Linked DNA regions of Homo sapiens: region 1 is linked to region 2. A link is an interaction called in ENCODE POLR2A ChIA-PET data of the cell type or tissue named here. Cell type or tissue: OCI-LY7. All regions are shown on one strand. Each heading gives the region's core, and the rest is flanking DNA. Links, peaks and the distances in the headings are about the cores only.

Region 1 (2,919 bases), core at 147-2,646, 140 kb after region 2:
CTGGGGCTGGTATTCAACATAATCTTCTAGTTCAATAATTAGCTCTTCATTTGTATCCACTGTGCATTCAGTTTACTTACTAAATTTTTTATTTCAGCTATTTAGTTTTCAATAATATTTCCATGTGACTTTTCCTTAAGACTGAAGTTACTAAGATCTTTTCAGCTCTTTTATATTTACAACTTATATTCATAGTTGTAAAAAAGTTTGGAATTAACTATAAAACTGAAAGGCTTTAAAGCATTTGATGAAATACAGTGTCTATTTTTGATCAAAATTCAGCAAGCTAGGAATAAAAGAATTTTTAAAATGAGAAAGGGCATCTACAATTACAAAGCTGCAGCGAACATCACACTGTGATATTGTTTCTATTCTATTAGTCACATGTAGTTTATAGGTACAGAGGTCAGACGTCCAAAATAGGTCTGACTAGGCTAAAATTATGTCAGCAGGACTGAGTTCACTCTGGAGACTCTAGGGAAGAAATCTGTTTCTTTTTCCCAGCTTCAAAAAGCCACCTGCAGCACTTGCCTCGTGGTCACATTACTCTGACTTCTGTTTTTATCCCAGCTCCTTTACAGACCCTCCTGTCTCCCTCCTCTAAGGCCCCCTGTGATAACATTTGACCACTCTGATAATCCAAGATAATCTCCCTATCTTAAAATCCTTAATTTAATCACATTTGTAAAGTCTCTTTTGCTGTGTAAGGTAACATTCACAGATACCAAAGATTAGGATATGAGCATTGCTGTGGTTTGAATGTGTCCCCCAAATTTCACGTGTTGGAAACTTAATCCCCAAATTTATATGTTTATGGTATTTGGAGGTGGGGCCTTTGGGAGGTAATTAAGATTAAAGTCATCAGGGTGGGGCTCCCATGACGGGACTGTGGCTTTATAAGAAGAGGAAGAGACACCTGAGCCGGCTGGCCCTTGCCCTCCCTCCATGGGATGCCCTCCACCATGTTATGATGCAGTAGAAGGCCTTCACCAGATGTTGCCCCTCTACCTTTGACTTCCCAGCCTCCAAAATGGTAAGAAATAAATTTCTTTTCTTTATAAATTACCCAGGCTGTGGTAGTCCTTTATACCAACATAAAATTGACTAAGACAGACATCTTTGGGGGCCATTTTTCTACCACATTCATCCTCCTACATTCACTTCCCACAACTTTCCTTTCCATGACTTTTACAATCTAAGCCAAACCTATTCAGCATTTTCTGTGTGTACCACACTTCCTCACACCTTTACAACTACCAATCCTTCCTTTGGAAAGGTGCTTGGCCCTCCTGGCTTTCTACCTGTGGAACTCTAAGAGACAGAACAGAATAGTGGGTAAGAGGCCTAACTCTGGAGTCAGACAGTTTGGGCTCAAATATGAGTCTGCCACTTACTAGGAATTTTTGGTAAATGGTTTTGTTTTGTTTTAACCTAGATCTAAATGCCAGATTGTAACAAATACAAGAAATAGAAAAACCAGGGAAACTGCACCACAAGGAAACAATTACACAGATCCAGAATGTGTAACGTTCCACAGGCAAAAATGACCTGGTTTGATGAACAGATGTTAAAAAAGGTGGCAGGGGTGTGTGTGGGGAGGGTGTCTATGTAGGTAGAGGTTGGGGGGTTGTTTAAAGAAGACTAAAAGAGACAATAACAAAATGTGGTCGGGTGCGGGGGCTCACGCCTGTAATCCCAGCACTTCGGGAGGCTGAGGCAGCCGGATCATCTGAGGCCGTGAGTTCAAGACCAGCCTGACCAATATGGAGAAACCCCATCTCTACTAAAAATACAAAATTAGCTGGGCATGGTGGAGGGCACCTGTAATCCCAGCTACTTGGGAAGCTAAGGCAGGAGAATTGCTTGAACACAGGAGGCAGAGGCTGCAGTGGGCAGATATCGCGCCATTGCACTCCAGCCTGGGCAACAAGAGTGAAACTCCATCTCAAAAAAAAAAAAAAAAAGAGAGACAATAACAAAATGCAAGATGTAGGCCCAAGTTTGAAAGCAGGGTTAAACAAACTATAAAAAGCTTTGGTGAGGCAGTCAGGGAAATGTGAGTCTAAAACAGCTATCAAAGAGTATTAAGGACGTCTAAGCGTAAGTATGATGTGGTTATGCATTTTTTAAAAAATTTTCCTGAGATGCACACCATAAACACAGAGATACACTGAAAAGTTTTATTTAGGAGTGAACTGACATATCTGAGATCTCTTCAGTAATATTCTAGAAAAAAAAAGTTAGAGAGGAACAGATGAAACATGATTGGCAAACGGTAATTGCTGAAGCTAAATGACTGGAACAAGTTGAGTATCCCTTACCCAAAACACTTGGGACCAGAAGTGTTTCAGGGTTTTTTGGAATCTGGAATATGGGCATTTTGTTAACCAGTTCAGTATCTCTAATAGGAAAATCTGAAATCTGAAGTGCTCCAATGAGCATATCCTTTGAGCTCATGTCAGTGTTGTTCAACGTTTTGGACTTTTGGAGCATTTCAGATTTTCAGATTAAAGATGCACAACCTGTACATGGGAGTTGATTCTATTATTCCATGTGTTTGAACTTTTCACAGTGCAGATGGTCCTTGACTTACAATGGTTCAACTTAAAATTTTTTTGACTAGTCAGGATGTAATCCCATTGTAAATTAAGGAGCATCTATACATTTATTTAAAAATATATCTCCCAGGAAGTTTTTTTCCCCCAGGTTCTGCCAGAAAGTAATTTCCTTGTCCATTTTCCTTAACAGTTTATTCACATTTTTGCCATCATAGTAATTATACCTAATTATTTACTCTTATTATACTGTGCCTAAAATTTACTTCTTATTGTGTGCTTATGTGCAAGGAACTCTGCTATGTGCTAGGCACTCCGTGGTGAACAAGACAGACATGGCCTCTACACTAGCTTCACAGAGTTG
Region 2 (2,919 bases), core at 221-2,720:
TAGTGGGTGCAGCGCACCAGCATGGCACATGTATACATATGTAACTAACCTGCACAATGTGCACATGTACCCTAAAACTTAAAGTATAATTAAAAAAAGAAAAGAAAAAAAATATACCACAGACTGGGTGGCTTAAACTACACACATTTATTTTTCATTCTGGAATCTGGACATCCTAGATCAAAGTATTGTCAGATTCAGTGTCTGGTGAGGGCTCGCTCACTGGTTGCAGAAGACTGTCTTCTTGCTGCATTCTTACATGGTAGAAAGAGGTCAAGCAAGCTCTCTGGGACCTCTTTTATAAGGGCACTAATCCCATTCATGAGAGCTCCACCCCTATGACCTAATCACCTCCCAAAGGCCTCACCTCCTAACACCATCGAATTAGGGTTTAGGATTTCAACAGATTAATTCTGGGAGGACACAGACACTCAGTCCATAACATATCACATATCAAAATTCATGGTCTGATGCCACACACATGTAAGCCCACCTAGATTATGGTTTCCCTGAGAGTGGGACCATTCATCCAATTCATCTTGGATTCTCAGGGGCTCCGGCATTGGGCATCTGATAGAGTCTCACTTCATATGGATTGACTTGAAGGCTACAGAGCTCTGGAGACCCTGAGCAGAGGGCACCAGCTGTCTGAAAGGGAGAGGCAGGACAGAACTGTTTGCTTATGTGAGCTGAGTCTTGAAGGACAAAGAGCATTATTTTAGGCCAAGATGAGAAGGAGAGAAGGGGCCCAGAGGGGAAGAGTTTGAGCTAAGCCCAAAAGTGCAACTGGTTTGGGAGAAAACAAGTTTCTCCATATGGTTGGAGTATCGGGGGGTAGGGGCACAGGAGATGAGGCTCCAGAAGTAAGATGAAGCCAAACTGAAAGTTTTTACACTCATAATAAGGAATTTGGATTGAATTCTGTAAGCAAGGCAAGCAAGCAGCAGAGAGCTTTTAATTAGGCAGATGAGATGACAGACATGTATTTTAGAAAGATAAATAATTCACCACATTTACAGAAAAAGGTGAAAAATGCATATTTATCTTACTAGATGCTGAAAAAAACCTGATATAATTCAGCAACCATTTCAGATTTCTAAAAAGCTAGGATCATAGGAAAATTTTCTTAACTTGTAAAAATGTATATAATAGTAAATGTTGTTGATATTTGAATACAGAAGAGCTCACTTTGTAGCCAGGAGCAACAAAGTAGCCTTCACCAATAGAATTGATAACTGCACTCAAAACCCCAGCCAAGGCAATAAGAGAAGGAAAGGAATAAACTTAGTATACACACAGTGAAAAATATCTCTCCAAGTGGAAAGATGAATATAGAAGAATATTCACTATTTTATAATTTGCGAGAAATTAGAAACTGTCTACCTGTCTAACAATAGGGAACTGTTGGAATAAATTTTAGTTCACCCATAATTTGATTGCCAAGTGAATGCCAAAAAAAGAGACAGAATTATAGGTACTAATATTGAAAGATCTCCAAAGCATATAAAGTTAGAAAAGCAAGTCACAGATCAATATATGTAGAATGTTTTGTGTTGTGTAAAAGAAAAGAAGAAAAGATGAAAGAAAGAAAAGAAAAAGACGTGTTTGTGTGTGTGTGTGTGTGTGTGTGTTTTCACACACCCTGGAAATATAAGTAGCAGATCATTTTTGGGGATTATCTCTGAGAAGAATAAAATTAGTAAGTGTCAGGAAGAGAACTGAGAGGAAACTTTCACTTTTCACCCCAAACATTTGTGTATTGTTTGAAACATTTCAGAGAGGCTGTATCATTTTTTTCTCTAATTTAATAAGAAAAGTATTTCCCAAAGCAATTTTCTGGCAAGATCAGTAGTTTATTGCAATCATCAAGGCAAAAAAAAAAAAAAAAATGGTGAGGGCATGAATCAGAATAAAAGGAAGGGAAAAGAAGAAAAACTTGAAACCCTTTAGAGGTGGAAATGAGAGGTTGGTGACAACAGATGTAAGAGGCTTAGAAAAAGGAAGTGTTCAGTGATGACTTGGGGGGTCTCAGATTTGGGGAGAGGATGAACAGTGCAGTGACACATGAACAAGAAACAGATGCCAGAGGGAAAAATTGTGAATTTATTTTGAGACATGCTACACTTAAAAGGCCTCCGAAATGGTAGATGGGCAGGTTGCACCACCAGTTAGCGACACAGACCTGGGTAGATGTTTCAGTAGCCTTGAGCCCATGACGCTTGTCTCAGCTTCCAACATCACTCCTAATTGTCTTCTAATTGCCTCTACTTTCATTCTTACTTTTCCGATGGTTTCTCCACACAGAAGGTAGAATAATCTTTTGGAAAATTGCCAGTGGCTTCCCACCATACTTGCCAAAGTCCAGTGAGCTGTAGGTCTGACCTCACACCCCGTCTGGTTCCACACACTCCAGCCACGCAGGCGCACTCTGCTTCTGTCGCCTCCTGGAGATGGGCCCACACACTCATGCACTGACACCTACACACACATGTCCCATCCACATGCCAGATAATCCCACCCATTATTTGGGCTCCATTTCAGTATCATCTGGGAGAAGCCATCCTTGATTTCCATGTCACCACAACTAGTGCAGCCCCTGGTATTTTCTCTCCTCCGTCTCCCCAACTGGCACTGAAGGAGCAGGAAGCAAAAAATCCACCACTCTATCCCCAATCCTAGCACAGGCCTAGCACAGAATAGGGGTTCAATAGATACCCGTTGAATAAAACAATTGATTTAAAAATTGATGAAGGAATACACTAGTGAATGGGTGGATGGGGATGGCAAGACTGGAAAAAATCCAGAAACAAAAATGGGAAGACAAGAGGACTGCACAAGAACCAAAGGAGAAAACGCTTCAAGGCCGAGACTGGGAGTCCTCCAGGGAGAGGCTGTGAGCCAACAGCATCAGGGTCTGCG

The links. ChIA-PET counts read pairs that join two places held together with the same protein. Peaks named below come from ENCODE experiments on the same cell type or tissue, not always from the same donor. Only the 100,000 strongest peaks of a DNase experiment are listed, where the experiment ranks them.
Region 1: POLR2A ChIA-PET joins it to region 2 with 12 read pairs; 6 of 35 experiments call an interaction of 5 or more read pairs at or near these places.

What each region holds. Positions count from the first base shown.
Region 1 is chr9:89,305,587-89,308,505 of GRCh38, forward strand. All of the region lies in intron 2 of LOC105376136 (a long non-coding RNA gene), which reads right to left. Among named protein-coding and RNA genes, the nearest start is that of CKS2, 4.1 kb to the right of the region's middle. In OCI-LY7, for the core only: no CTCF peak of the experiment used is centred there; no DNase peak of the experiment used is centred there; H3K27ac peaks cover 526 bases.
Region 2 is chr9:89,163,655-89,166,573 of GRCh38, forward strand. All of the region lies in intron 1 of SHC3 (SHC adaptor protein 3), which reads right to left. Among named protein-coding and RNA genes, the nearest start is that of SHC3, 14 kb to the right of the region's middle. In OCI-LY7, for the core only: no CTCF peak of the experiment used is centred there; no DNase peak of the experiment used is centred there.